Regions from separate parts of the Mus musculus genome. Here all the other regions are linked to region 3. The links are chromatin loops, found by intact Hi-C in ENCODE. Cell type or tissue: left cerebral cortex. All regions are shown on one strand. Region 1 overlaps Gm34424 (a long non-coding RNA gene). Region 2 has its middle 15 kb from the start of Gm34770. Region 3 has its middle 17 kb from the start of Gm39350. Region 4 overlaps Gm34828 (a long non-coding RNA gene). Region 5 overlaps Gm34424 (a long non-coding RNA gene). Region 6 has its middle 37 kb from the start of Gm34770.

Region 1 (5,000 bases), 51 kb after region 3:
AACTTGAGTGTCCTCTATCATTCTTCATGATATTTTTTGAGAAAGGTTCTCTGGCTGACCTTGTGACTCACTGTTTGGGCTAGATTGACTGACTAGCAAGCCCCCCAGGACCTGTCTCTGCATTCCCCATACTTCTGCTTCAATGTTGGGGTTACAGGTACACTCCACACAACTCTTGCCCTCATACTTACTTACATATCAGTCACTTTACCTGCTAAGCCACAACCCAGACGTATCCAACTTTCCCCCTACTAATACCCACATACCATACACTGCACATGGCCTACCATAATCCCTCTTGCACAAAGGAACACACACACACATGCATACATATGTAAACACACAATGCTCCCACATATGCACACATATATAACACATGTACACATACACACAGGCATGCACACCTACACCCACACTGATACTTTTAAAAATGCATACATACACACGCACTCACATGCATGTACACACATTCATGAACATAGGTATAAGTGCATAATACAAGATACACACATACATACATGCACACACATACAACATACTCAAACAAATGCACACACACAGCATACACATATACATATACATGCATACACAAACAGGCATGCATACAGATGCACATACATACCCACATAGAAGCACATATACATGCACATGCACACATACAACATACACACATACAAACACAGGGGCAGACACATATAAACACACATGCACCCACGTACTCATGCATAAAAGTACATGCTCACACATATTAAACACACACAAATACATGTATATACAACATACATGCCCATACACAAACTTGTGCCTATGTACATACATGCACACATACAACATATGCATAGATACTTGTACATGCACACCTGAACATACACATGAACATACAACATACACACAGGCACACAATATACATATGCACACACAGAGGCACCATACTCGCATGCTCGCATGCACAACATACACACACGCAGAGGCATCCATACACATGCCCACATGCACACACACACACACACACACACACACACACATATGCACACACGCACAAGCAACCTGGTCAAAAGAAAAAAACGGGAGGAACAAGCCAGGCAGTATTCTTTTTCTACACTCCCTTTGTCAGGCCTCCTGGGGGCGAGCTGCTGATTGACAGGCGGCTAAATGCAGGAGGTTTCCCTGTAATAGAGAAAGATTTTTCTTGAAGCATTCAACTCCTGACCTTTAAAAGCTTGGGGAGCAAAATGATTTTCAGTCACTTGGGCCTGAGTGAAAGGAACGTGCATTGATCGACTGCAGGTCTCAGGCCACCAAGGTCTCAATGCTGTGTCATTAAAATCTTACAATCGAGTTACCCTAATGTATTCCAGCAGCTGCCCCCTCAGAGGTGATTAGTAAATCGTGTCTCTGAGGGCTTGACCAGTCCTGGGGTGACCACAGTGAGTGAGGGGCCTGGGGGCCATGGTTGGCCTCTGCCTTGTGTGTGCCATCGGTGTGGCTTGGCATTGGACTCCAGTAACTTACGACTTTTGGCAGTTTCCCTCCAGTGCCCTGTATTGTAGAAGTGTCTGCCGGTCCGGCCACAGGTGCCTATCTATGTACATGAAGCAGCCAACCATGCTGCTTTGGTCTCCTGGAAACAGTGATTGGCCTTGGGGTCCACCTTACCCAGGCTTAGCCCAGGGCACTGTTCCCTAAGATGATTCTGTCCTCCTGGAGGATCTGAGGGAGGAGTGGGTAAACAAGAGTTGAGAGCAGCCACGTTCCCTGTAAAGTGTGTTCTGTGTGCCGGAGGCAGATGATGAGAGAGAGCAAAGTTTTGATAACACTTCTAGTCTCCGAGGATGCCTGACTGCTTTCCTCTCCTTTGCCTATGTCAGCCATGTTTCTTTGGCTTGGAACCTAACTCTTACCCTGTAGTAAGAACTGATGGTCCCAAGATGCATAAGGAGGGGCTTGGGGACAGGAAGTGATGAAGAACAGCAGGAAGGGAGCATCCGCCCAGCAAATGCAGCCTATCAGATAAGCTTCTCTGGGAGGAGAGAGCCTTCCTTTCCAGCTTCTAAGACAACTGCCAAGCATGGCCCTGCGCCGTCTCCCTCAAGGCTGCTCTGCAGGGCCTCACAACCTCATTCACTACCTCCACTATTTCCTGTTTTTTCCTCTCCCGACTTCCAGAAACCATATTCAGAGAGAATCAGAGTTTGGTTGGCATAGTTAGTCATCTTTGTGCTAGGCCACTTCATAGGCCCCTCTGGTGTCTGAGTCAGATGCTGGCACTGAGTTAATCTCCTGAGGACACTGGGACAGAGACTCATGTGGTCCAAAGCATCCTTAGGCATCATCTCCTTTGGCTCACAGGTCAGCCAATCTGGTTCCCAAGAGCCAGGGCATCCTTAGCACCGTCTTGTGTTTAGACGAGCTTAGGGGAGGCCAAGGACTACCCATCCTTCCCTCTCCTGGTCCATAAACTTCATCAGAGGCACGGGGCTTTTATTTGTCAGAGGGAGCCCTTCCCCCAGCTCCAGGGAGCTTGTTCACAGGTGCCTCTCTGGTGTATTTCTTGCTTGAATTGCAAATTGAATAGCTGCATAAACCCTACATAACTCAGAGCCCCGTGTTGGCAGTATCTTATTTTTCAATTTCTTTTTTTTTTAATTGAATGAACATATTTTATGCAAGCCGTTCTACCTTGGTGAAGGCTGTTCCCCCGTGATTCATCAGAGTAATAACTAGAAACACCATTATTTGGCTCCATCCTCCTGCTGAGAACATCACATAACTGAGAAATGTTCATGCGTCTCACAGAGTTTCAGGGGAGAGAAAAAGGGAGGCAGCCAAGGAGGAGGAGGAGGAGGAGGAGGAGGAGGAGGAGGGGGAGGAGGAGGGGGAGGAGGAGGGGGAGGGGGAGGGGGAGGAGGAGGGGGAGGAGGAGGGGGAGGGGGAGGGGGAGGGAGGGAGGGAGGGAGGGAGGAATGAACAGTCACGTATGCAGAGAATGACACCCAGGGATGTGGTTGGACATGGGGAAACTCAGAACCACAAACAGGTTGGGGATCACATCTCTCTGTCTCTCTCTCTCTCTCTGTCTGTCTCTCTCTCTCTCTCTCTCTCTCTCTCACACACACACACACACACACACACACTTCCACATATGAAAAAGAAAAAAAGACTAAGAATAGTTTTGAAATTTCAAAATGAGAAGAGATGCCAAGCTACCCACTGGTCTCCTATAACTCAGGAGGGGGGGGAGATGCCCTGTGCCTGTCATTGCGCCCACACATGGTCCTGGGTAGAATTCTGCCTAGCAATAGGTAAGGCAATCCATCTCGAGCACGGGTCATTCTTTACGCCTCTTAACTAAGCTCTTGCTGCTCCTTACAATTCCAGACACCCCACCTCTTTGACCTATTCCTCCTGACTTGTGTGTAAATGTTTTTAGTGTTTGGTTGGGTTGGGTTGGATTGGCTGAGCCCTTTGAAGTCTTTTCAGAAGTATCCCTCTGGGCAGAGAAATAAGTCTCTTGGCAAATGTCTCAAGCTCTCTCCCCCTCCCCCTTCCTCTCTCCTCCCTCTCCTTCTTCCCTCTCCTCCTCTTCCTCTCCCTCCTCCTCTTCTTCCCCCTCCTCCTCTCCCTCTCCCTCCTCCTCTTCTTCCCCCTCCCCCTCCCCCTCCTCTTCCCCTCTCTCTCTCTCTCTCTCTCACACACACACACACATAGACACACACACACACATACACAAATCTATTTTTATGTGAACATGCTTGTGTGTATAAATGTATATGTGCAGGAACCCACAGAGGCCTGAAGAGGACATTGGATCCCTTGGAGCTGGATTACCAGTGATCATGAGCTGCCTTACTTAGGTGTTGAGAACCAAGCCCTGACCCTCAGCAAGGGCAGTAAGTACTCTCACCTTCTGAGCATCTACTCAGCCCCCAGATGGGCACTGTTAAAGTTAAATCAAACTCAGAATACAGGTTTCTGAGACCCTTCCCACATCTTCTCCAGAACTGTGTTTTGTTTTGTTTTGTTTTGCTTTGTTTTGTTTTGTTGTTTCCACACATGCGCACTTCTGCCCTGGACTTCGAAGGAAAACACTGAACAAGCGTACAGAGTGAAGGGAGGAGTGGGAGGTGGGCAGACCTACATCACTCGCCTTTTCAGGGATACAGGATGCAGAGACACAGGATCTCAAAGCCGGTGGAAACAAACAAGAACTTCTCCCTTTCCTCCCATCAACAATGTCTTCCCACATCGTGTGATGTCTTCTGTTCTTTGACTTTCAATTTTTCAGTGTCTTCCTCCTTCGTGCACATTTTACCAAGAATATGGAGATGGAAATGTAAAACTCCAGTCTGACGATCTCTGTATTTTAACCAGAGAGTCTCATTTATTGAGACATAGTGTGCTTTCTAATCCATGAAGATTCATTTCTGCCCTTTTTGTTACACTATGCATCTGCTTTAAAAAAAAAAAAGTCTTGTTTTTTCTTCTATTTGATTGGTTTTTTGTTTTTTCTTTTTTTAATGTCTTTTTCCTTTGACTGGTTTTGGTTCCTAGATTTACTGGTTCACATACATTCTGGAATTGCTTTTCCTTGATTGTAAAAATAAAATTGTATTTATAGTATATGTGTATATGCACACATGTACATGGGTGTGCACATGTGTGTGTATGCATGGCATGGTGTGTGTATGCATGTGCATGTGCATGTGTGTGTATATATGTCTGTCTATATTTACATGCAGTGACATGTGGAAGTCAGAGGATAACTCTTGAGTCTTAGTTCTTGCCTTTAAACCCTTGAGTCCCAGGAATAAAATTCAGGTGGTCAGGCTTGGTAACAAGCACCTTCACCTGCTAGGCCATCTCTCTGGCCTGCCTTTCACCATCTGACATATATAATTGATTTGATAAAGTCTGAAGTTAATGAAATCAAACAGTATAAGGCCATACTGGCCCCTTCTGGTCCTGCACAGTCCTTGTGCCCAAGCCCTCAGATCCACGCT
Region 2 (5,000 bases), 99 kb before region 3:
CTTCCAGCCTGGTTGCCCCCCAAAAGGATTTACAAGTCCCTGAGAGCCCTTGCTCTTCAGAAAGAGAGCCTCTCCATCAACCCACCTTTCCCCAGATGCCCCACTATGCTGGGCCTCAGTTTCCCAGTCTGTCAGGGGACCAGTTCTTCTTCACAGGTCTGGTTTAGTGATCTAGCTGCTCTAGGTTTCCCTGGGACCTTTTGGTAGTGAGTTTTCACCGTGCCTGGGTTACCTAACTCTCGCCCTGGAGCATTGAGATAGGAAGGACTCGGGGAGGGGTGACTTAGATCAGCCAGCCTCAGAGAGTGTGTCCAAGATCACATGGCAAGAAGGGAGTCTTGGTGAGGTCTGGGCTTCTCCCTGGGCGGTTGTTTTAAAGTCATCACCAAGCTTGCATAGACAGTCATTTTTAAACTTGGGACATACAGTATAATGGCTTCATGTCAAATACATGAGATCCATTAAAGGGGGAAAAGAGGACTCTGAGTTATTTTACTGACATGATCTGGTCACACGATTGGAAATGCAAATGAGGAGGGTTACTGGAGAATTCCAGTTAGGACTCTTCACCGAGAACGTCAGATGACCCAAGGCCTTCTCCAAAGCTGGGGTACAGAGAAACCTCAGCCCCGAAAAATCCAGAGAAAAATCATGTAAAAATTCTCCAGCTGCCCAGACTACAAGGACTGATTCCCAAGAGGGCCCACATGTAATCAGAGATGGGTCACCTAAGTGTCACTTTGTATAACTACCGGCTTGCTGACTTGGTGGAGGGGAGGGAGCAGACTACCATCCAGGCGGTGCACCACAATCGTGTACATGTATACGTCAGAGTTACACAGGGACACCACATGTGCACAGGCGTGAGACATGGTCACATGGACACAGACAACAGCCCAGCCATGTAGAGCTCATTTGTCTCCCAGCAGTGACTTTTGAAATAAAGATGAAGGGTACGTGTGGATGCTGCCCTCTCCAGCGACTAGAACCTCATAGCTGTCTCGGATGTGAGCATCAAGGTAGCACCTTTGGGAAAGCCCTTTCAGCTCTGTAGGCCACGCCTGGAGGTGCCAGTGCCAGGACAGTGATGTGTCGGCCACAGTTCTTGCAGGACAGGGCAGGACCATCTCGCTTAGCCTGGTCTGGGCCTCTTTAGCTCTCATCAAAGCCACGCACGGCAGTCTATGGTTCTTTCCAGTCTGACCCAGTTCCTCCATGGACACCAGCTGGAGATCTGGGGTGCCTTCTGTGGGTTACAGACAAATCTTACGTGACCGGAATAATTTCTAATAGTTTTACCAGCTGCTAGTATGGAAATATTAGGCATGTCATATTTAAATATAAAATTTCCAAAGCTACAAATTTGGCCTTTTCACAACCTGGAGGCTGTGGCTTCACTAGTCAGGCTCTCACATGGCCCTGGTCACTCAGATGAGTGTCTTCAATCCTTTTATTCAACATACATGTGCTAGGCTCCACCCTCCAGCCTCAGTCGGCTTCCATGCTCTCCAGGTTCTGTGGTAAAACCGAGACCCACCTCTGTCTTGTTTGATAGATAAAGAAGCAGAAGTCAGGGCAAGGGTTACAAAAACTGCTCAAAGAACACATCTCCCCTTTCAGAGAGCTCCAGTATGCAAAGCCGTTTGCAGGCCATGCTGGGCTATTGAGCTTTACCCTACTCTCAATACACAATGCATGTTACCCCTGACATCACCATATGATGCACCTTGCCCCTGCCATACAGTATACCCCATCTCCCCCACACAACATATCTCTCTCCACCCCCACAATGCACCACACACCTCCACCCCTGACACACACCTCACTTTCACCCCCACACCGTGCATCTTCCCAAGGGGAGGGTTCTAAATAAGCCTGGGCTGATTCTCCACTCAGCCCCTGAAGCATGCTTATCATTCCAAGATCTCCACTCCAGCATCCCAGGTCTCAAAGGCTGAGCCAGCGCTCCCTGACAGCTCTGCTGTGGAGACAGGCTTCCTCTAGTCTCCTGTCGCATGCTCCCACCCACTGTCGCCTGTTCTGCGAGCATCGAGTCCACAGTCACTAGCCACCACTCACGGCTTGCTCAGAATGATCCCTCAGATCTTGGACGCTGGCCCGAGGAGCCCTGCGTATGTATAGATCTCATTTTCACACAACAGGCTGCCTAGCAGATGGGGACCCAGACCAGCCTCCAACGTTTAGCTGAGTGTAAGATGTGGGAAACTAGAGGGCTTTGAAGCAGCCCCTTACTGTTGCCAGCGTTCAACCTCAGAATTTTCATGGAGGGGGAAAAAAAACAAACCCTAAACTTTAAAAAAAAAATTAAAAAAAAACAAACTCAACAACAGCAACACACACATATACACAAACCCAACAAAACCACAGCTTTCCTTGCTCCCCCAAACCAGATGGCAGATGGTATGGAACCAGTAAAACACAGCCTCAAGCATTTGTTTACTTAGCAGTGAGTGTAATATGGCTTTGTAGTCCCTTGCTAGGAAACACCAACCTTCTAACCAAAGAAGCGATGTGTTGGAGTGACACCTTGGAGGAGCTGTTGGAGGAACTGTGCCCAAGTGTCACAGGACCCAGGAAGATGGGACAGGCTGAGGCCTCTCTGGTTGGTGGATCAGGAATTCAAGGTCATCCTGGCTACAAATCAAGTTTGAGTCTAGCCTGGGCTAATGAGACCCTGTCTCAAAAAGATAAGGATTTCCTTTCTGATCTGGGAAGCCCCCAGAGAACCCTGTTCCATTCTAATGAACTGATCAATTTGCAAGAGATGTTGGGCTAGCCAGTGGGAGTCCTCATTGTAAGCACTAACTGATGATATGTGTCTGCTGCTTGCCTTTTGTCTCCAAGGCAGCCTGCCACAGGAAGAATATGTCTGTCTCATTGTTGAAACATCTGTGGAAGGCACTGCTCTGGGCCACTCGCCGATGCCAAAGAAGGGCTTGCGCCCCTGAGAAAAGAATCTGTTTTATGGTTTGGGCCTTAGGGTGCTAGAGAATAAGAGCGTTGTGCTTTACCACCGTTCTTTCCGTTGTCATCCAGGAGACTCACAGCTAAAATTACATGCCAAGATTAAATAACTAAATTAGTTAAGTGGCAGAAACCCAAGCCAAACAATTTTAAGTAAAAAGGTAACTTATAAGGTCAAAGAAATACAGATGGCTTCATAGATGGCTGGAATTGTGGTTAACAGGCCTCCCCTTTCTAGGGAGGCCTTAGACTTGCTCTCTCCACAAGCCAGCCACCACAGCCCCAAACTTCTCAAACCTAATCCTAGCATCCATTAGAGTCCCCTTGGGAGCATCTGACGGGTCCTTCTTGACACGTGCTTCATCTGCGGGCTGTTTATAGTAGCCAGAGACTCAGAGGATTCTGACGAGGGTTGGACCGTGTGTGACTTAGGTGGAAGAGGGGACCATCCACTCTATGGAAGCACATGGAACAAAGTTCCTAAGGCATGTGGGGGGAGGGGAAGCAGTCACAGGATGAACCCTAACATAGCTTTTTAACCCTGCCCTTTACCTCAATTCATGTATGTCTTTCTTGAAGATTCATGTTATCAGATGTCTCTTTTTGTAGCAATTGATCCTAAAAGCTATTAACTACAGGTATAGTCTATTCTGAATGGATGAGGGAGAGACTGAAGAGATTCAAGAGTGTATGGGTTGGAGTGTTTCTTTAGTAAACAGTACCCTTGTGGCCTGGGAATCCTGGCACTCATTCTGTTCCCAGGGCTGTGTTACAGACAACGCTGTGGTTCAAGGTCACCTTGACCAAAGCCCGATGACTGCATCTCTGATGGCTGAAACTCAGAAGCCTGACATCTGGCAGGGGCTCTTCCTGTCCTGTGTCTGATTATGGCTTTTCTTTTTCATCCTTTCCCTGGATGCCTCTGCTCCCACTGGCCAACCCAAAATTTCTTGCAAATCAATCAGTTCATTAGAATGGGACAGGATTCTCTGGAACCTTCCAGACCAGAAGGGAAATTCTTTTTGAGACAGGGTCTCCTATAGCCCAGGCTAGATCCAAGCTTGGTTTGTAGCCAGGATGACCTTGAATTCCAGATCCACCAACCTCCATCTCCCAAATACTGGCTCTTGTACAGTCAGACCCAATGGAAGTGCTAGGATTGAGCTGGTGTTTTGTGCTAGCCTGGTAAGCAGTGGATTAACTGGGCCACATCCCCACCCCCAAGGAAGACATCTTTAAGAATGTTTTGTCTATAGATTTGTTCATCGTTGGGCAGCAAATTACTGAAAAGATGGCAACTTTATCCAATATAGGCCTTTATCCTCTCCCATCATCCTGATGTCAAGAGACCAGGTAGCCCAATGGAGTCTTCCCAGCAGGCCCAAGAAGCTGTAATGGGGTTGTTAGACTGCAATCTCACCAGGAGGCTTGACTGAGGAGAAGAGATGAGAAGGGAGGATTCTTTTACAGCCTGTAATTCATTCCTTTGTCACTGAATAAGAGAGGGCCCTGGCTTTGTGCATTCTGTGGGTCCAGGACCATCCCATGGGCTCCGAAGTCTCCCCTCCACAGTTCTTTGCCACATGGGCCTCCAGAACAGGATTGCTTATTTACAAGCCAGCTCAGAGAATCTCCACATGGCATGTATAAGGTACCAAAGTTGTGAAACTGACATCTTCCTTCCCTTGCTATATACACCACAGTGGGACCACAAGAGGGATGCCCCATGTCGTTTAATACAGTGTAATAGTTAGACATAGTTCCAACTCTATGAGTGGTAAGGAAAATCAGGGTAATAACAAATAGATGTAATTGTTGTTAGGCCTCATTTTATGGCCTCCCACGCTTTGGTGTTCCTATAGCCATGTAACAGATAGTGACCTCTCTGTGCCGGGCAGCACAAAGACCTCCACACCCTCATCAGTGTGGGAAGGGAGCAAGGGGTGGGTAGGGCTCCCAGTGAGCCAAGTGCTAAGGGCTATGTTTTCAGGTCTAAGGGTTACACACAGTTTTGA
Region 3 (5,000 bases):
TTCAGCTCCCCCTGGCAGGTAAACTTCTTAGGCTGGCCTCGTGGTAGGCCTTGGCATACACTTCTACACAGGGCAGCTATATCAACCCTGATTGTCATCTCTCAGATCCCACTGGCTTATGAGAACTGGGGCTTGTATGGTGCCTCATTTCACGGTCCTCCTGGACAGAGACACAATGTATATAACAATCCTTCCAGAGAGTTTTATGCATTATGGTCTGGCTTTGCTTTAATGAAACCCCATCTTAAAGGCACAAGAATGAGATGTCCAGTGTGTGTGTGTGTGTCTGTGTGTGTGTGTGTGTGTGTGTCTGTGTGTGTCTGTGTGCATGTGTGTGCATGTATGTGTCTCTATGTGTGTCTGTGTGCATGTGTGTGCATGTATGTGTCTCTATGTGTGTCTGTGTGCATGTGTGTGTATGTGTATGTGTGGGTGGCTGGGTGAAGGTTGGAGGTCAGCCTCAAATGTCATTCCTCACAAACTCTATGTCTGTGGAACCTGCGGATGAGGTTAGATTGCTTGGTCAGAGAGCCCAAGGGTCTGCCTGGTTCTGCCTCCCCAAGCACTGGGGTCACACACCACCATGCCCAGTTTTTTATATGGTGTCTGGGGCTCAATCTCTTGTCCTCGTGGTTGTGAGATAAACGCTTCTGACTGCTCTGTCCCTCCAGCCCAGAGATGTCCACTTTTATTCAGTGGATACTTACTTCAGGTGACAGCCCTGAGCTAGGCATTGTGACAGAAACGAATGAGATCCAGCCCTCAAATCTTGCATGCTGGGTCTTCACTTCCCACAGCCTTTGATGGAGCAGGGGCGTCTTCTTACATTAGACTCTCCCTAGAGGACATATGAATGATGTTTCCTTAAAGAAAGCAAGAATTTCCTGGCGTGATGGTGTGTGCCTATAATCCCAGAACTCAAGAAGCTAAGGCAGCTTGAAGATTATGAGTTCAAGGCCAGCTTGGGCTATATACTAAGCCCCTTAACAAAGCAACTCTGCTAACAGGTTTCCCAACACACATCTGGCTGCGCCATGCTGAGTCAAACATGAGTCCTTGAACAAAGAGCCTCTTATGGCTTGATTGGCCTTCGAGTTCCTGGTGCACAAACTCTCACAATACGCAGAACGTTTCTTCCCCCAGAAACACATTTAAATAAGATTTTCTCAAATTGGATTTCAGGTGGTTTCACTTCTCTCGGCTCTGCTTTGAAGCCAAACTTACCTTTCCCGTGGCCTACTTCCGCACAGCCTTCCCGATGATTTTAAGCTAATCTGTTAAACCACTTTGCATTTAGAAGGATTTAACCAATATTAGAATACTATTTTACTCCTCCCCAAGAAAGATAGGGCCTCTAAACCCATTGCTGCACTAATCCGGAATTTCACAACACACGTTTGTGCAGGGCTAGAAGGCTAGGCAGGCTTGGGGCCAAAGCACAGAGCCCATTGGAATTTTTATTGGTCCCAGGGACACAGGCTCTGCCTAAGGTATCTTTGGGAGATGTCAGTGTCTCACAGCAACCTTTCCTCCCCACTTCAAGGGTTTCGGGTCTACTGTGAGTGAGGTAGACCTGCCTGTCCCCCGGGGCCAGCCATCCTGTCCCCTGAGTGATCCTGGGCCTCTCCACAGTAGGAGCAGTAGAAGGTTACTTGATTTTCTGCCTCTGTCTCGTTGTGTGACTGCAAGGTCATCCTCAGTGAATCGTGTGTGACCTTGATCTGGGAGGCAATCCCTGTTGAATCTTTCAGATCAGAAAAAGGGGTGGGGCAGATGTACAGAATTGAATGTTTCCAGAGAACCTGGGAATCTTGCAGGGATGCAGGACTAGTAGGTTTCATAACCACTGGGCAATAGAGAGTATATTTGGCCTTTCTCAAGAATGACTACCTCAGGAGCTCAAGAGGACAGCTAGGTCCCCTCATCTGTCCCACCAGAGCCGAGCCTTGGAAATGTAAAATACTAGGAATTGAATATTGTTACAGTGATTGATGTCCTTGCTCTTGCTGGAACTCAGGAAAGGAGGGTGTGGGCAAGGTTATAGGAATGGCGGGCCCTTCTCTGCCACCTCTTCATTATTGTCCTCTGCTTGCTCATTTCCCTAGCCTCACCTGTTAGCCATCTGCACTGTGGCGTGGTCCACGTGCTCATGACATCCTGGCTGTGGAAAGAGCAGGGGAGATCGTCTGTGCTGTAGCTATACATACATTGGATGCAATGAAACGGGGGTGGTGTTTGTGTCTCTGTTTTCTTTCAGAGTGGAGCTAGGGATGTGTCTGCCTGGAACATCTGCTCCTGGGCACCGTGTATTTAACTGCAGTGCAGAAAATTTAAACATGAACTTAAGTTCTCTGAGACTGTGTGGAGGGAGATTTGGCCATCAGCGTTACAGTTCTTTTTCTAAACCAAAATGCCCAGATTGAGGCATTAAAATGTAACACTTCCACACCCACAGGGTGGGAGGAAGAACACAGCTACATATTTACAACCTGATTTCTCTGGGGAAAGGTAAGAGCTGTTGTGTGGTGTGGCTTCCTAGTTCGTGTGTTGGCTCTTCAGTACATTTTGTTATTTTCTGTGCACTCAAACACAGACCATCTGAGTGAACACACACAGCAGCTGAGAGCGCTTCCTCCTCACCTTGCTGGGTGTCCCTCCCTAAGAATCTGTGCCAGACTTCAGGGCGAATTCTCCAGACTTGTAAGGCTGATGATGCCCTGAGGCTTATCCACTGGAGACAGCAGGGTTAAGGCTGAGACCACTCTAGCTATGTCTCAGCTAGGTTTTTTATTGCTGCGATGAAATACCATGTCTAAAAAGCGAGTTGGGAGGGAAGGGTTTATTTGGCTAACACTCCTATACTGCTATTCATTATCCAAGGAAGTCAAACGGCAGGATCCAAGAGGCAAAAGCTAATACAGAGACCATGGAGGGATGCTGGTTACTAGCTTGCTCCCTATGCCTTGCTCAGTCTGCTTTCTTATAGAAGCTAGAACCACCAGGCCAGGGATGGTACCACCCACAACGAGCTAAGTGGTTAATCACTAATTGAAAAAAAATGTCTTAGTGCGGGGTCTTATGGAGGCATTTCCTCAAATGAGGCTCCTTCCTCTCTGATGGCTCTGGCTGGCATCAAATTGACACACAAACTCAGCCAGTACAAGTTGTAATGACAGCTAGGGGGAAATCCACTGGGACCCAGAACCTCCTTGAACATGACCAGGAAAGGTCGGCCCTAGGGATCTACTTCCTACACACAGAGCCTGTAAGCGACTTCTATCCAGGTATCCAAGCAGACTTCACATCAGCCGATCAGTCACAAGTCTTAAACCTTGAGTCCCAACAACAGCCTCCTGGGTTTGTCCTTGTTGTCCTCTGCCACCATCTTGAATTCTCTCCCTTTTCTCTCGCACACATGTGTGTCACTGTCAGATCCCAAGTGAGAGAAAAGATAGAATGGGGACTGCCCTTAAAATTGTCATCATGGATCCAGTGAGATAACTCAGCAGCTAAAGGTGCTGCCTACCAAACCTGTTGACCCGAGTCGTCTCTCTTGAATCCACATGGTAGAATTGACTCCTACAAATTGTTCTCTGACTTCCACGTGTTGCTGTGGCATCCAAGCCCTCTTGTGACAAAATAATATATGAAAAAAAATCCCATCCATATAATCACTGTCAGTTCATAGGCTTAGATGTGCTTAGAGTTTCTGAGAATGTCTGTCAGGAAGTTTCTAGATTGGGTTACATGAGTAGTCAACGGACTGGGGTCCTAGTCTGAGAAGAAAAAAGAGAAGCTACAAAAATTTATCTATCTCTGCTTCCTAACCAGCTGGCTCACACACCTGCTACCATGATTCTCCCACAGCAATGGGCTGGACTCTAAAACTGTGAGTCAAAAATAAGTCCCGGACACTTAAGTCACTGTTGTCAGAGACACTTATCATGACAATGAATTAAGTGACTGACAGATGATGTACACACCTCCCCATCCAAGAACATGGTATACTTCTGGGTATTGTCTTCTGGGCATCTCTCAGGAAAGTTTTAACATTCTTGACTTAATTCTCTCAGAGCATTTAGACACTTCCTCCATATTAGCTAACAACATTAAAAAACTAAACTCATTTTTTTTTAAATCACAAGAAACAATTTCTTTGCTTCCTGGTGGGGTGGGGGTGGGGAGCGAGGGAAGGCCTGCAAGATCAGGCAACACAGAGCCCATGTTGTGCCAGGCAATGAGTGATTGCCTGCGTGGCAGAGGCTTAGCATCAGAGTGCTATCCTCCTCCTGTCATTAAATGTTTGAGTATGTGACAGGGGCACAGCAGTTGAAAACGAGGTCGGGGGTTGATCACGGGAAGCTGCTTCTCAGAGCATCAAAGAAGGAGTTGGGTTTCCAGACTGGAAACAGCAGGAGCCTGTAGGGCGCTGGGTGGAGCTGGGATGGGGGACAGATTGGAGATAGGCACATTAGGAGGCCATGTTCTTACTGAGACAGGATCTAGATGCTCTTAGGAAACAAGGGTGGGGCTTATGGTTTGTCAAGAGCTGCTAATGTAGCAAATTTGGCCTCTCCTCTGAATGAGGAGTGATTCTCTGACTGTTGGCATGTAGACTCCTAACTGGCTCAAAAATGATCATTTTAGAAAAGGCAACTTCCACTAGTATCCAGATTCTGCCCTCAGAGCCACTGAAAGGCCACCAGGCAGGGCCACGTGGTGGTAGTCCTTCCTTGGAGCCTCTCCGGCCTCACTCAGGAGTATCTCAGTTTTCCTTAATAAATCATGGCCACTTTGCTTACTCTCTGCCCATGAGTCCTTCCTTATGCTCCATGGGTGTGAGACAGTGAAACAAGAAGCCATTGAATTAGGGTAGGTAGGGTGCTCCTGACCATGTAGCTGCCCCCAGTTATAGTCACTAATAGCTAAGAAAGACTCCCTAGTTCTCAAAACTCCATAGTTTGCTCTAGGTGTGCTAGGAACATGGGCTCCAGCTGCCT
Region 4 (5,000 bases), 180 kb before region 3:
GAGTGATACCCCACCCTAGGAAGAACTGCTCCTCAGACGTGGGAGGGGACAGTCCCAGAACCAGCTCCTGTACCCCCTAGGACAACAGCTGGCAGCTGCTCTTTCCCTTTAGCTACCTCATGATCCCTTATGGTTCCTTTAACCCTGTTGGCCTCTGTCACAGCCTCTCTACTCCTACCTCTGCAGCTACACCATCTAGGGGAATTCTCCCTCCCATGGGGACCTGACTGGTACCTGGGGTACCTATTCTTTCCCTACCCTCAAAGACTCTAATGCCCCAGTCCTCTGCCTGAAGGTATGCAGCAAGCAGGAGGCATTCAGATCTCCATGGCAACATGCTGTCTGTTAGGCCATTCTAAGACATACCGCAAAGGACTTTATACATGGAAACCCCATTGTGGGCCCACGTGACACTACCTGGCTAGGCCCAGTAAGTAGCAAAAGTGTAAGGCCTGGAGATGCGGAACCCAGGTCTGAACTTTAGCCTGGCTATAGGCACAATGTCCCCTTCATTGTGTGTGGTTTTATCATTCCTGGTTCTCATGTGTGCATACACATATATACCTAAACACAAGGCATGCATATACACACACACACACACACACACACACACACACACACACACACACACACATAGATACACACACCACACATACATATATGCATACACAAATACATATCTAAACACACAGGCACGCATATATACACACACACATATATATATACACAAACACAACTGCATACACATATGCATACTCACCTATTTTACACACCATGTGCACACATGACTTGTATATCTTGGGGACAGAAGTTGAGGATGATCAGGGAGGAAGGTCCAGAAGTGGCAAGGGCTAAAGATGGCTGATTGGGCCAGGGAAATCAAGAAGGATTTTTTTTTTCTGGAAGAGGCAAACTGGTCCTGAGATGATTAGACTGCCATTAGAACAGACTACATGGGACCACCAGGTTGCATGGCGGTAGGGAAGTGCATTAAACGTACAAACACCAGGGCCTGGAGAGGTGTCTCAGTCAGTAAGGTGTTAGCTATGCCAGCATCAGGACTTGAGTTCTGATCTCCAGCACCCATATAAAAGCTAGGCATGGTGACACATGTCCAAAACCCCAGAGCTGGGGCAAGTGGGGACATAGGTAGGTCCTGGAGCTTGCTGGTCACCTGTCACACCCAGTCGACCGGACGATCTCCAGGTTCAGTGAGAGACCCTGTCTGAATAAAACAAAGTAGACAGTGGGTGAGGAAGACACCTGATGGGCCCAAATGCTTGTCTATGTGTAGACACATGTCTACAAAAGCAAGCTCACACACCTGTCTATACACATCACACACATCACACACACACACACACACACACACACACACACACACACACACACACACACACACTACAGATCAAAGCCTTCTCACAATCTTCCCGAATCAGGCCCGAATTGGGGGTCGCAGCCCTGAGAACCATGTTGTTTTTCTTCCAAGGGCATCTAGACCCCTCCCCTAAGCCCCACTGCACACTGGGAAGGACAGAAATGAAATAACAGAGGCCGAGGGACTTGCTCAGTGTCTCACAGCAATAGTTCTAAAGCCAGGAGAGAACTCTGTTTCTCTGCTCCCAGTACAGTGCTCACTAGGGACAACTACCTACTCACACCCCCACCCCCAGCTTTCCAGAGGACAGAGTAAAAACGAAGCTTCCCTAGAGACCCGGGCTCAGCCTCCTCCCCCACCCTGCAGCCGGTTCTCAAGATGGCAAGTGGGGGGGTGGATGAAGGTGGAGGCAAAGTGAGAACACGCCTGGAATAACACGACATTTAGAAGCATGAGTCACACTGGCACTTGCTGTTTTCTCCTGCTTCCCCCTCTGCACCACACACCCCCAGGCGCTCTGAGCTGTAGGAACACCGAGTCTGGACAGGGCTTTGGGGAACCTGCCTCAGGGCGCCTGCAGGAAAGAGAGGAGATGGCTCTGAGCCTGGCGCTCCGCCTCCTTGCTTTGTAACTGTCTGATACATTGTACTTCTCTGAGCTCAGCCCAGGACCTTCGGCATCAGGCTTTTCTGTTTCCTGGTGCCACCATCTTCCGCTGGTTCTTGACAAGCTCTCTCTTTCCTGCTGTTCTAGAGCTCTACTGCTCTGGCGTAGTCAAGGAGTCTCTCTGGTGCCTGTGATGGCCGGAGAAGGGAGGACCTGGTTGGGTTAGGGGCTGGGCAGGTAGTATGAAATGCTTCAGACTCCTTGTTGCCAGTCTCAGCTCAGGATCAGTCAGCCTGCTGCATGACTAACGGGGGGATGTGGGACAAGGACAGCCAGTGGTCCCTTGGGCCTCCTCAGCTTGTGCCCTTTGTCTTCACTGGAAAAGGTGACTGGATCTTCTTTAGGGTGTGCTGGACATAGGTGCCTGGGTCTTCCACCTGTACTACCTTGAAGTTCCTACATTGATAATGGAAGAGATGTGTGTGTGTGTGTGTGTGTGTGTGTATACAGACCCAGCCAGATCAGGCAAGCCTACTGGATCTCAGGTCCCTGCAGTTCAACAAACAGTCTTGGGCACACAGCAGGTGCCTGGGACAGATGCTGAATGGAGCCTGTGACCCCCTTGGGTCTTCTCAGTAAGCAGAAGGCTAAATTCCCAAAGTGGTACCTTTGGGCAAGGATCCTCTGTGAGCCAGGGCAAGGGATAGGCTAAGGAGCCCTGTCTATGTGTGCCCTCTGGGGTCTTACTGCAGAGTGATCCCCCCAAAAAACAAAAACAAAATCAAACAAACAAACACCCCCAGACACCTGCATTATATGTGACTCTTAACATTGTATTCATTGGGGCTTAGATGTGGGTGGCACACAGTAGGTGTGCAGTTCATCTAGGTGGTGGAGAGAAGTGAATGAGAAAGAAAAATAGTTGTTGGGGCAAGGTGGGCATGTATAGAGAGCCATTTTATAGATGAGGATACAAAGTTTTAGGGACAATGTAACCTTCCCAAGGTACAACCTGCCTGGTCTCCCCGTTGGTGCCTGCCTGTCTGTGTATAGTCCACATAATGGGTAAACAACTTGCTGGACCACAGGAACCCTTAGTGCTCCAAAAGTTTCCCCTCCTCTTCTTCCGCTCTCTCCCCTCCTCCCTCTTCCTCTTCTCCCTCTTCTCCTCCTCCGCCTCCTCTTAGCCTTTGGTTTTATCATGGTATTTTCAGAAGTGCACACAGGATATTTTGGTCATATTATTCTGACTTCACTCACTCTTGACTTCCACCCCAATCTGGCTGATCCCCAATTTCACACAGACCTCTGTCTACTTTCATATACTTTGTTATTGCACTAATATTATCAGTTGTGCATATGCCTGATTATGCAAAGCTGTCAGAGGACAGCTTTGTGAAGCCCATTCTCTCCTTTCATATTTACATCAGTTTCAGGGGTCAACTCTGGTTGCCAGGCTTGGCACACCTTGCCAGCTATGTATGTATTTATGTATGTATGTATGTATGTATGTATGTATGTATGTATGTATGTATGTGTGTATAATATATGTATATACATATATGAATATATATATTTTTTCTGGTTTTCACATATGAAAGAAAATGTATGATGTTGGTCTTTCTGGACCTGATTTGCTTCACTTAATATAATAGTCTTCAGTTTCATTCACTTTTTTACAAATGACATAATTCCATTCTCCTTTATAGCCAAACAATACTTTACTAAATAGAAAATACTCATCAATTTAGTATATACAATTTCCTTACATATCCATCTGTTTACGGGCATCTAGGCTAGTTCCATACCTTGGATACTGTGACCTTTAGGCAATAAATATGGAAGTGCAGATATCTCTGTTAAGTTGATGTTTATTCCTTCATATGCTGTCTTAGTCAGGGTCTCTATTCCTGCACAAACATCATGACCAAGAAGCAAGTTGGGGAGGAAAGGGTTTATTCAGTTTACACTTCCATACTGCTGTTCATCACCAAAGGAAGTCAGGACTGGAACTCAAGCAGGTCAGAAAGCAGGAGCCGATGCAGAGGCCATGGAGGGATGTTCTTTACTGGCTTGCTTCCCCTGGCTTGCTCAGCCTGCTCTCTTATAGAACCCAAGACTACCAGCCCAGAGATGGTCCCACCCACAAGGGGCCTTTTCCCCCTTGATCACTCATTGAGAAAATGCCTTACAGCTGGATCTTTGTGGAAGCATTTCCCCAACTGAAGCTCCTTTCTCTGTGATAACTCCAGCTTGCGTCAAGTTGACACAAAACTAGCCAGTACAGATGCATACCCAGGAAAGGAACAACTGGGTCTTGCTGTCCTTTAAGGAACCTCCATGCTAATATCCACAGTGGCTACACTACTTTATAATCCCACTGCCCAAGCAAGACTTTTCCAGGAGAGATGCGATACACATGTCTATCACCCTGTAAGTGTTACAGCTCTGAGAGGAAAGGAATCCTGGCAGCTGGGAGCCAAGGAATACCCAAAAGTCACACCACAAAACAAAACTCACACCAGAGATTTACTGGGAAAAGGACAACAGGGTGCCTCTGTTCAAGAGAGAAGCAGCAAAGAGCTGAGCAGGAGGCAGGCTATACAGGATTGCTTGAAGCACGGAGTTTCCCAGAGTGGTCTGTTCTTGGGGCAAACTCAGGGATTGGTGGGAATTTGTGGCCTAATCTTGGGCTTTTTTTTTTCCTCTGTAGGCTGGAGCTTAGCTGCCTGCATCTTGAGGGTCTGGAACACGTCCTGATGGCTGTTGGAGTACTCTGGCAATGAGGCCTGGCTACTCAGGTCTCAAGGGGCTTACACACCCAGAAAGAGAGTCCACAACAGACCAGATTCCACCAAAGTCCATCTTAGTGAACTAAAAAATTTTACTTGTAGGAATATGGGTGAGGGGTTACTTACATGAGCAGAAATGACCCAGAAACAGATACATCACCAAAGCCACCCAGCATCGGTATAAAAGCTAGAAACCCAGAGCCCACTGCACAACTTGAAGGCAA
Region 5 (5,000 bases), 61 kb after region 3:
TCTCTCCCCACCCAGTGATGGCTGATGTGTGATAGGCAGGGGGCGACCACACCAGCAACAAGGTCATCTTGAGGACCTTGGGAAGGCCAGCCTTGTCCAAGAGTTGACCCTTTTTACATGTATGATCCTTGCATGAGTGCTCTGTGGCCTACCAGTTCCCAATGTCCAGGCCATCTCTGGAGGCTGGTGTCCCCTCTGAGAAACAGAGACTTTTGTTGGAAAGGAACACTGACCTACCTCATGGGGGCATTTGGGCTACAGCAGTCACTGTGGGAGTAAATGACTTGGAGACCGTGATCTCTTCATTTGGCGATGAAGCCCCCAGATCCTGTCTCAAAGCAGCAAAGGCCTGTTTTTAGTAATTCAGATCATAGTGAGGAGGTGATGAGACAGGTCTGTCGTCTGGTTCCAGTGGCTCCACATCAGGCTACTGATTTAGCAGCCGCTCTCTGGGAGCACAGAGCCCTGACTGACCAGTGAGATGGGCTGGCTTGATTGTCAACTTGGCTTGATTGAGAAGTGCCTAGAGATTGATATGAAGCACCCCTGGAGAGTCTTCAAGGGCATTCCCAGAAAGGGTTAATGATGGAAGACCCACCTTGAATGGGGGTAGAAACATGCCGCAGGCTGGAGTTCTGGCCAGAATAAAAAGCAACAAAAGAGAAAGCTCAACAAAAGGGTACTCCTCTCTGCTTCAGTGTGAGCTGCTCTGATCCACCTCACTCCCGGCTCCCCACCCCCACCCTAAGCGACCCAAACCTATGAAGCCAAAAGACCAATAAGTCTTTCTTCCATGTTGCTTTTCCTAATTTATTTGGTCATGGGGGCAGACAAATGGACTAACAGTCCATTTCCACAATGTGACCACACACAGAGGAGCCAGTTTCAAAAAACCCATGTGACATTCCAGCCTGCGGAGCTGAAGGGAGCATGGCCATTTGGCTCCGGTGAGTCCATGGGGTCCTCTGAACACCAGGCTTGCCCACTTCAGAGCTAGTTGCACAGCTGGGGTCCCACCAATGCTCATACCACAAGACCCCCAGCTAAAGAGCATTCTAAGCTCACAGGACCCGAACAGCAGCCAGTTCTCGGCCCCATTCTGAGAGTGAGATTTGGTGCATTACCTCGCCATAGGCTCAAAATGACCTGCAGCAAAGACATCGTGTGACTTCAGCCAGTCCAGCCGTCCCCTGTTTGACCATCCACCCATTTCCTCAGACTCTCAGGAACATCCTGGAAGGGACACTTAGTAGAGATAGCAATGGAAACAGTACCTTCAGGTCACACAGGATTTTTCTAACAAGAAACATCCATCAATCTGTACTGAGAGGTTAGCCATGGAAGGAAGAGGGGCTCTTCTGGGGCTAAAGAGAGTGAATATCCACACACAAGGGATCCGTGGAAGGGCCCTCTTGTACCAGGAGGGCATTCTGTGGAGAGTCCATGCAAGGACTCTGCAGAGCACTAAGGCTCCTAGCCATAGGCGCTGTCTGGGGCCTCCAAGCAAGGCCTGTCAGATGGTTGCCTCTGTGGAAGTAGACGTTCCAACTGTATTCATGTGTGTGATATAATTTTAGAAGAGCTTGGATGTCATCACATCCCAAAATACCCTTCCTTAATGTCTACTTGCTACATTAATTCACCACTAGAATTTATCTTCTTTAACTTAATACTTGATTGCACGTTCAAATGTGCATCTTCCTGGGAAATGGGCAGTTTGTTCGAACCCACTGCTGGCCAATACTATATCCCTCTGCCGTGGTGAGGCTTTAAGTCCCTCCTCAAGGGAGAGCCGGTCGAGGGCTGGGGACAAGGGTACTGGGTGTCTGGGGTGGGGGCTGGAGAGCAGCAGAGCCGTAGGCCTGGAGGGTGTGGGAGTACTGGATTCAGTCTTGGCTGCCTTCATGAATGCGTTTGGGGCTGGGCCTGTCCTAGAGATATCCCAGAACTATTTTGGGAGGCAGCAAATTTAGCTGGTAGCTGGTTTAGCAGATCATCCAGATATGTTGGTATTTCTGATGAGACAATCTGTCTCAGAAGGAGACGTGCAAAGCCTTCACAACCCAGAGGGATGTGCCATTTTGAGCACAGCTGTAGATAGTGCATAACCCACAGTCTCTTCCGCAGGCCAAGCCCAGCGAGAGGCAAACCACTCCCAACCATGAGCTCTTAGTGGGTCCAGAGCTTGCAGGCAAAAGCCAGCCTTCTTCAAAATCATTTGAACAGCATGACAGAGCAGCTGACAGATGGGGAAACTGAGGCATCACCCTAAAGTAACTCTGGGACTAGATGGAATAGTTAGGACTTCAGCCCAGGGTTTTTTTTTTTTTTTTTTTTTGGTTTCAAATCTCATTGTAATTAAATTTTAAATTTTAATTTGCATATTTAATGAGCTCATCGGGTGTTATAATTTCAGCTGTCAAATTACTGCACAAGATTTTCTTAAAAGGACCAGCTTTGCTGCCCCTCTGCCCTCCTTGGTCCCAATTTTTCAAAACGTAGAGCCACCAATTCCTGGATTTTAGCTATTTCTTCTTACATTAATGCCAAATTTGTAAGCAAAATAGTTAAGCTTTTGTATCTTGATCTAAATCCCTTTTCTTTTCTTTGTATGTGTATGTATGTGTGTGTATATGAGTGTCTACATGTATATGGATACATGTGTGTGCATGCATGTATGGTGAGTGCACCTGCGATTGTTCTCCACTCTATGTACTTGACACAGGGCCTCTTTCTGGACCTTGACATGGCCAGTTCAGCCAGCAAAGCCAGCCAGCTTACTCCAGGCGTCTCCTGTCTTGGCTCTCTGAGCGCTGGGATTACAGGACGGCTGCTGCACTCACCTGGCATGTCCTTGGGTTCTGGGAATTCCAACTCAGATTCTCACCCTTGTTCTCTGTGCGCGCTACCCACTGAGCAATCTCCCCAGATCCCCCATCAAAAAGTTCTTAGGAATAGATTAGACTCTTCCTTAAAAAAAGAAAGGTAAGGGTTTGAACTCTTTATACTCTCATAATCAATCAATCAACCAATCAATCAATCAACCAGTCAATCAGTTTCTCTCTTCCTCTCTCCTTCCTTCCTTCCCATGCTCACACTGGTACCTGTGCACACATACACATCCCCTTTATCCTCCTCTGCATACCACAGCACCATTTGGTGACCATTTTTATTTCTGAGGTACAACTAGAGATAATTAAGCCAATTAAGCCAGATTCAGAAAGACAAATATTGCATGTTTTCTCTCGTTTTTGAGTCCTGGAGTTTACCTAGATACACAAAATTACGTGTGTGCAGATGTCATGCAAGTAAAACCAAAATCATCTATGGGAGGAGAAGGGGCTCATGGGAGAGAAAGGGGCACAAAGGGGACAGAGCAGGGTGTTGGGGGTGTTTCAGAGGCCATTATACACTTGCCCCAAAAGCCTTATGTTGCCCAGTATAGCCATTTTTCTGAGTGCCTGCCTCAGGCAGAGACCTTGGCAAGAGGATTCTCCTTAGGTAAGAATGAAGCTGAATGAGACTCGAGCCATGAGTACCAAGAACCCCATTCCTGCAAGGAAAACATGGGTGACCTTCCATAGCCATCACCTTCATATACCACACTATGGCTCTGGTCCTTTGGGGTCCCTTTTCCGGAGCACATGCTGTGAAAATCAGCAAATTATAACTCCCCCCAACGCTGAAGCCGGAGCCAACTCTGAGTCGACATGCCGGGCCTCGTTCAGCTGCGCTTTCTGCTCTTGTTTTAGATGAGAGTTTATACAGGGTCTTGTGAGCAACACAAGCGCATCCCAGACCCTCATCCCTGAGGGACTTGAGCCTGTGTCATCCCACCCTTCTTGCACTATCTGTGGATGCTGCAACTCCTCTGTTACTTGTCAAAACTCAGACACATGCACGTATCAGCTGGCTGCAGCTACCTGCTTCCTTGATTCCAGATATAAGAATAATCACATCCCGATGGTTACTGTCCACCTCCTGCCAAATGGTGACTCCCAAATTCCTTCATGTGCTGGGCTCTTGACTCAGGGATGCCAGTGAACAGGTCATAGTCTTAGAACTAATGGAATTCTCATAGTGTCTCTGGTAGAAGCATGTTTCCTCTGTGCCAGGCCTGGGCCTAAAATTTCAGGGAGCCTCCTCCCGTGGATCAATCAGAGTGGAAACAGGAGGGGTCCTGCTGTGCCTGCCTCTTTCGCATCTCAGAACCATCAGTACCACCTTCTGGGATGATGGCCGCTGCCCTTGTGTGCATCTGTATAGATTTCTGTCATGGGTCAGTTCTCTCTCTACATAAAATGATGGCCAGCTGCAGCCTACAGTTCTGTCCACAGAGGGATCTCTCCTCACAGCTAGATTTCAGTTAAGCTGTTGCACAATGACAAGCTATTGTCAGCTGTGTCTGTATCCCAAACTGACCCATCTGTGAACCAAAATGACCTGTCTTCTTCTCCCTCAGCTGATTCTAAGTACTGGTGATAGAGGCAAGGGCCAGCACGGGATCCCTCACACGGCAGGGAGAGAAATGGCACCTGGGGCTCCTGTTCACGCAGCTTGGTTGTCTGCCATCTGGACCTCGTTCTCCTCTTATGATGGGCTGGGGTGTGTGCCACCATGTTCAGTTAAAGCTCAGCTACTAAGGGGCTGCTCTCAAATGGTCGCTTGAGATCTGTCTCTACGAGGACCAGAAATTGTGGAAGGAGTTTTGTTACTCTAAAATCCTATTTATCCACGTTTCGATCTCTTATTGGTGTTTCCTATACATTCTATGTAGCATCTTGTCTTAACATTTCTAATGCCTTAGGAAGTCACAGGAGATGCCGTTCAAATAGCAGGACCACTTACCCATATCCTGGATGTGCTGCAGAGTCTTTTCCCACCCTGGATGGACTCCATTCAAAGGAACCAGCCTCCCATGCTATATGGTAGATGGGTCAAAGCCATGTTCCTGAGGATCTAATATACTGACTCCAGGACCCATAAGAAGCTTAGCAAGC
Region 6 (5,000 bases), 120 kb before region 3:
TGAGGGGAAACAGGGAGGAAGGAAAGAGAGTGAGTGGGTAGCTCGCCACCAATTCACACCCAAAGTGTGAGGAGAGGAGATCTGATAGGCTGGGTGAGGAGCCCCTCCTTCAGCCTGGAAAGTTCAGAGATTTGAGCAAGCAGAGAGCTGAGGGAAAGTTGGTCAGGCTGAGGGGGAAGGGAGCAGATCTGGTCCGACTGATAGGAAATGCAGGAGTGATGAGCCTGGCAGAGGTTGCTGGTGGCCTTGGATGCTGGGCTGGCCTTTGTGTCCTAGGCAGCGGGAAGCTGAGAGGAAGACTAGACGAAGCTGAGGCCACTGTGTGGTACACTGTGTGAGGCCAGGCCACCTTTCCCAGCACAAGTCTCCCTGGCTCTGGAGAGGTGCAGACCAGGGGTCATCGACACACCCGTAGGAGTGGCCTCCTCAGACCTTTGGATTTCTAGAGTTTTCCTAACTGGGACCCCCTGGACTTTAGGAACAGCTCTTTTGCTTATGTAGTGACCTTAGGGCAGGCAGTCATCACAAAACCCCAGGGTGACTGATTGGGCCATACCTCTGAAGAATTAGAAGCAGGAAACCCAAAAAGTCAGGCCTGTGGCTCTGTTTCCCTCCCTCTTTTCTTCTGTTCCTCTCTCCTTGTCCTGCCCGTCCTCACTGGCTCTGGTTTTAAAGGACAAGTGGCTCTACATGCTCCTGTCCCGAACTCCCCCTATAGGAACCTGGGAGCGAAACTCAGCCTGGCTTGAGGGTCCCAGGAGAAGCTGATTGGCTACACAAAGCAATAGATGGGCATCAGCTATTGCTGGGAGAGGCCCCTCCATCTCCTAACCCCTCCAGTTTTGCAGCACGTTAGGATAGTCTTTAGACAACATGGCTCTTAGAGGAGGGGATACCATTTAAGGTTGTCTCTTCTGTGTAAACCCCCACGCAGAGTTATTATGTGCATGACCCAAGTGAGTTGTGAGAGGGGGTCCACACTCAAGGCAGAACTCACAGGTTTCTGTACTTCCTGGTTCAGAAGAGAGCAATGGCTTAGGAAAACTCCACAAAATCCTAGTATCTTGTGATTATAGCCAGTGAAGGCAGGGAGAGAGTCTGAGTGGAGCTCAGGAGGGGCATGGCAGGTTGGGCCTCTGCCATGGCTTCGTCTTGGGTTCTGGTCTGGACCAAGGCCAAGATTTACTTTGGTAAAGTGTTTGTCACACAGGCATGAGAATCTGAGTTTAATCCTTGGAACCCACACAAGGAACCACAGCAGCCGGACATAGTGAGGTGTGTTTCAAACACGAACTCTAGGGAACAGAGACAGGCAGATCCTGGGCTCGCTGGCCAGCTCTGAGCAAGGACTTCTGAGGAGCTCGGGCTGTTCTTTTGCTTCTCAGGTTCCTTCCTACAGCACCTGTGCGAGGAGCCCCAGAGGTTTGGCCATTCTCCCTCAGTGGGGATGAGGCTTTCTACTTTTTTTTTGGCTCATACGCTGCCTGAAACTGGGTTTCTAAGGGAGATCTTCTAGACTCAGAAGACTCTGCAAGCTTTCTCGTGCATAACGCATTCCTGAAATGGTAGAGGAGGCCAGCTGCAACTGAGGGACACGAGAAAGCATCGTACTGGGTGGGTGTGAACAACATAGGCTTCTGCTTCTATGTGGTGGCCAGCTCGTCGGGGAGAGGCTGTGACTGTGCCCAAGCATACAGCCTCTGGACCTACTTAGTCAGGATCTCAAGCCAAAGTTTGAGTCTCCCAAGCCTCAATTTTCTCATCTGTCTATTGGAACAACAATGGAGGAAGGAGAGGCCATGGTCCACAGAATTTAAAGAGACCAGGGGAGAGCAGCTGGTGCTGACAGGCTCAGCGATGCTTTGTTTTCATTACCAATTGGCTCTCCAAAGCCTCAGCCCAGCCTCGCCTACCTAATTGGCAGCTGTGTTGCATCTAAGATAAGGACCACTACTTTTGGACTCCTACCCCCAAGGTCCCCCTCTAGGATTTATCTTGGGTCTTACCTTCCCTGTGGATGCTCCTTGCAAGAGTCAGTGAACCTTATCATCCCTTTGGGGTCAGATCCATCCTCCTTTGCCACAGCTTTGCAGTGGATCTAGGAGTGAAACTCTCCCTCCCTTTGCCTCCACACTCATGTGCCCCTAGGAGGCCAGCAGGACACTCTAACACAGTCTATGTACCTCAGTGGTGGAACCTCAGTTGTGTTGTGTATCAAGTGGAGGGAGTAACACAAAGGACTTTCCTCAGTAGAGTACAGTGACATACTGCCTAGGAAGGGCTCCCTAATGGTTGGCTATTGCTGTAAATGAAAATTTCAAAATCATGCACATGCTAATGGCTGCATAAACTTCTCTTGTGTGGGTAGATGGTGATTTATTTAACCATCTCCTTGCTTTGGGGGCACTGTGGCTGTCTTTAGTTCTTTGCCGTTACAAATAATTCCACAGCGGACATCTTGTATATAAATCTTTCCATTTATTTCTGATTACTTCCTCAGAAGAGCTCCCCGAGTATTGCCTGTCTTAGAACAAAGTCCTGTCGCCCAGATTTTTCAATGATGCCCTTTGAAATGAAAGCAAAGCCTATTTTCCGTCAGAGAGAGAGAGAGAGAGAGAGAGAGAGAGAGAGAGAGAGAGAGAGAGAGAGAAAGAGAGAGACATATGGAATGGGTTAGGCGAGACTCGGTTTGGGGAAAAGGCAGAAATAGGTTCAAGATGGGATTAGACGTGTGTCAGGATGCCTGACACGGTGCCAGTTACAAAGCTTTCCTCCCAGCTCCTGGCTGGAGGAGAGGCAGGGTCTCGGTCCTCAGGGAGCGCTGATCTCTCTCTGAGACAATTTCAAGGGGCTTTGATGTTCTGAGCGTGGGAGAAACTCAAGTCGTGCGGCTAGCACTGCACTCCTCCAACCAGAAGGGGGCGGTGTGGTCTGTTTCTGTCAGCAGCGAGGCCTTGGCTTTGTTGCTAAGATTGCTCCTTAAAACTTTGGCTCATGTTTGCTATATTTCTCCTGTCTGTTTTTCTTCCCTCCCTCCCACCTTTACACTTTTCACTATCACTTAGATTGCCTTTTTTTCCCCCACCCATTCACTCAGGAGGAAGCTAACATATGCTTGCCTAGGCCAGACATCAAGACTGCTTTCAGACCCGCGCTGGATCCCAGCATGCTCAGAGACTCTGCCTCACACACATCAAACAGATTAAATACTTTTTTTTTCCTGTGAAAAATTATGACTTATTTTTATAACTTTGCTTTTGAAATTCTTTGGCTACAAGTAATTCATTTGATGTAGAATTGGCTTTGATTTCTCAGCAATTATCAGGGGGGCTCAGGAATTCTTGCAAAGTGAGAAAAATCTAACCTGCACATCGTTCTGAAACGTAATGAAATTTTTACGAATACTAAATGAAGCCCTTAATGAGGCTGATGGAAGATTTTGTTTGGGAGACATTTCATTAAAATTTTATTAATTTCCATTGTAAAGTTTCCCCTTTATGTTTCAGAGCCAATGGTTTTGGTGTGTGTGTGTGTGTGTGTGTGTGTGTGTGTGTGTGTGTGTGTTGATTTTTATCTCAAACCCTCTAGTGCCTAATGGATAGAGTGTTCTACCCAGCTTGGGACTGAAGAGTCTGCTCTTTGCACAGAGCCTCCAGGACTCCAAGAGACTGAAAAGTCAAAGCACTGTTATCATGGAATGTGTCAGAGAACCCTGAAAAAAACACCGAGGAAAAGGTGGCCAGTGTGTAACTGGAGTTCCAGCATAGAAGACCCGGTTCTCACACAGCCTTAAAAGGCTAGGCTCAGCCATTGGTCTGAATACACCATAAGACATGTAATCCTGAAAAGCAGAGAAAGATTTTATCAACTGTCTGGAAGAAGGAAGTTCAATGGCCATGAATCTGTCCTCAGGACACCTATGTGAACTTTAGATTTAAGTAGAGGAAGAACTGGACGGGGTGGGAGGGGAGGCGTGCATAACTAAGCAGTCTTGAGCAAGGTGTGGTCCTACAAAGTGGTCCAATAAATAGAGTCTATGATCTGGTCTGTGTCACCTGATCAGATACAAGGTGTGCCGTTTCCATGGTAGATATTTTTGTTTTCATCTTGTAGGTCATTCATCCTGCAGGGACTGGCCATCCCTGGAATCTAAGGTGACTGCAGGTTTAGGACAATGAGTTAGTTATCTTTGTGTTTCCAGTCTGGAAGAGGAAAGAAATAGGGTAGGTAGCCAGACACTCTCTGAGTGGGTAATGTGTCTATGAAGAGTCAATCATGAGTCTGACCAGAAATAAAAGAGGCACACACACAAAACACAACCAGAGAAGTTGGGCTTTCCTCCCGCCTCAAGGCTTGTAAGACTTGTACCTTGTAGTGAGGCTGCTTGCTCTCACTGTCAGCTTGACAGAACCTAGAGTCACCTGGGAAGAAGAAGGAATCTCAATTGAAGAGCTGCCTTGAAAGATTGGCCTATGAGGAACTGTCTTGATGGATGGTTGATGTAGACCCAGCCTACCATGGGCAGCACAATCCCTAGGCAGGTTGTCCCAGGCTATATATTACAACTGGTATTGAGTAAGCCAAGAAGTTCCTTCACGGTTTCTGCTTCAGATTCCCTCATTGATAGATTGTGAACTGGCAAACTAGAGGGGCTTTTTCCTTTTTCTTTCTTTCTTTCTTTCTTTTTTTTTTTTTTTTTTTTTTTTTTTTTTGCTTTTTACCCGAAGTGGCTTCTAAGGGCCTATTCTTCCCAAGACTAGCCCAAGTGAAATCTGAACTTTTCTAAGTGGATCGGATTGTGCAAGCAAGGGCCCAGAAAGTGTCCACATTAGAAAAGAACCTACCAGAAAACACAGCTGGCTGGCCACTTTGCTTAACCCAAGCTAAACTCCAGAGCCTTGTTCCCCGTAACCTTGCTGTTTCCTGGGAGCTCCTCTGACCTCCTGAGTCAGTCAGAACCTTTACTGCAGTGAGATTGCTTTGACTTATGCTTTTCACAG

The links. Peaks named below come from ENCODE experiments on the same cell type or tissue, not always from the same donor. Only the 100,000 strongest peaks of a DNase experiment are listed, where the experiment ranks them.
Region 1: a loop joins it to region 3, with 2.6 times the contacts of the local background. A loop is called at or near these places in 3 of 42 quality-filtered maps.
Region 2: a loop joins it to region 3, with 7 times the contacts of the local background. A loop is called at or near these places in 2 of 42 quality-filtered maps.
Region 4: a loop joins it to region 3, with 8 times the contacts of the local background. A loop is called at or near these places in 3 of 42 quality-filtered maps.
Region 5: it touches region 3 in a loop (4-fold over the local background); 2 of 42 quality-filtered maps call a loop at or near these places.
Region 6: a loop joins it to region 3, with 2.1 times the contacts of the local background. A loop is called at or near these places in 2 of 42 quality-filtered maps.

The regions. Positions count from the first base shown.
Region 1 is chr9:61,524,857-61,529,856 of GRCm38, reverse strand. All of the region lies in intron 4 of Gm34424 (a long non-coding RNA gene), which reads right to left. Among named protein-coding and RNA genes, the nearest start is that of Gm34424, 18 kb to the right of the region's middle. In left cerebral cortex, no CTCF peak of the experiment used is centred here; a DNase peak (open chromatin) is centred at 2,595.
Region 2 is chr9:61,674,334-61,679,333 of GRCm38, reverse strand. No RefSeq gene overlaps it. Among named protein-coding and RNA genes, the nearest start is that of Gm34770, 15 kb to the right of the region's middle. In left cerebral cortex, no CTCF peak of the experiment used is centred here; DNase peaks (open chromatin) are centred at 2,108 and 2,884; H3K27ac peaks cover 281 bases.
Region 3 is chr9:61,575,789-61,580,788 of GRCm38, reverse strand. No RefSeq gene overlaps it. Among named protein-coding and RNA genes, the nearest start is that of Gm39350, 17 kb to the left of the region's middle. In left cerebral cortex, no CTCF peak of the experiment used is centred here; DNase peaks (open chromatin) are centred at 1,618 and 2,326.
Region 4 is chr9:61,750,844-61,755,843 of GRCm38, reverse strand. Gm34828 (a long non-coding RNA gene) reads left to right here. Exons shown (of 7, transcript XR_001779197.1): 7 at 4,698-5,000. Among named protein-coding and RNA genes, the nearest start is that of Gm34828, 69 kb to the left of the region's middle. In left cerebral cortex, a CTCF peak has its summit at 1,975; DNase peaks (open chromatin) are centred at 313 and 1,813; H3K27ac peaks cover 432 bases.
Region 5 is chr9:61,515,073-61,520,072 of GRCm38, reverse strand. Gm34424 (a long non-coding RNA gene) reads right to left here. Exons shown (of 5, transcript XR_379518.1): 3 at 1,125-1,233; 4 at 238-635. Among named protein-coding and RNA genes, the nearest start is that of Gm34424, 7.9 kb to the right of the region's middle. In left cerebral cortex, no CTCF peak of the experiment used is centred here; a DNase peak (open chromatin) is centred at 1,956; H3K27ac peaks cover 717 bases.
Region 6 is chr9:61,696,018-61,701,017 of GRCm38, reverse strand. No RefSeq gene overlaps it. Among named protein-coding and RNA genes, the nearest start is that of Gm34770, 37 kb to the right of the region's middle. In left cerebral cortex, a CTCF peak has its summit at 2,901 (motif pointing right); DNase peaks (open chromatin) are centred at 1,601 and 2,958.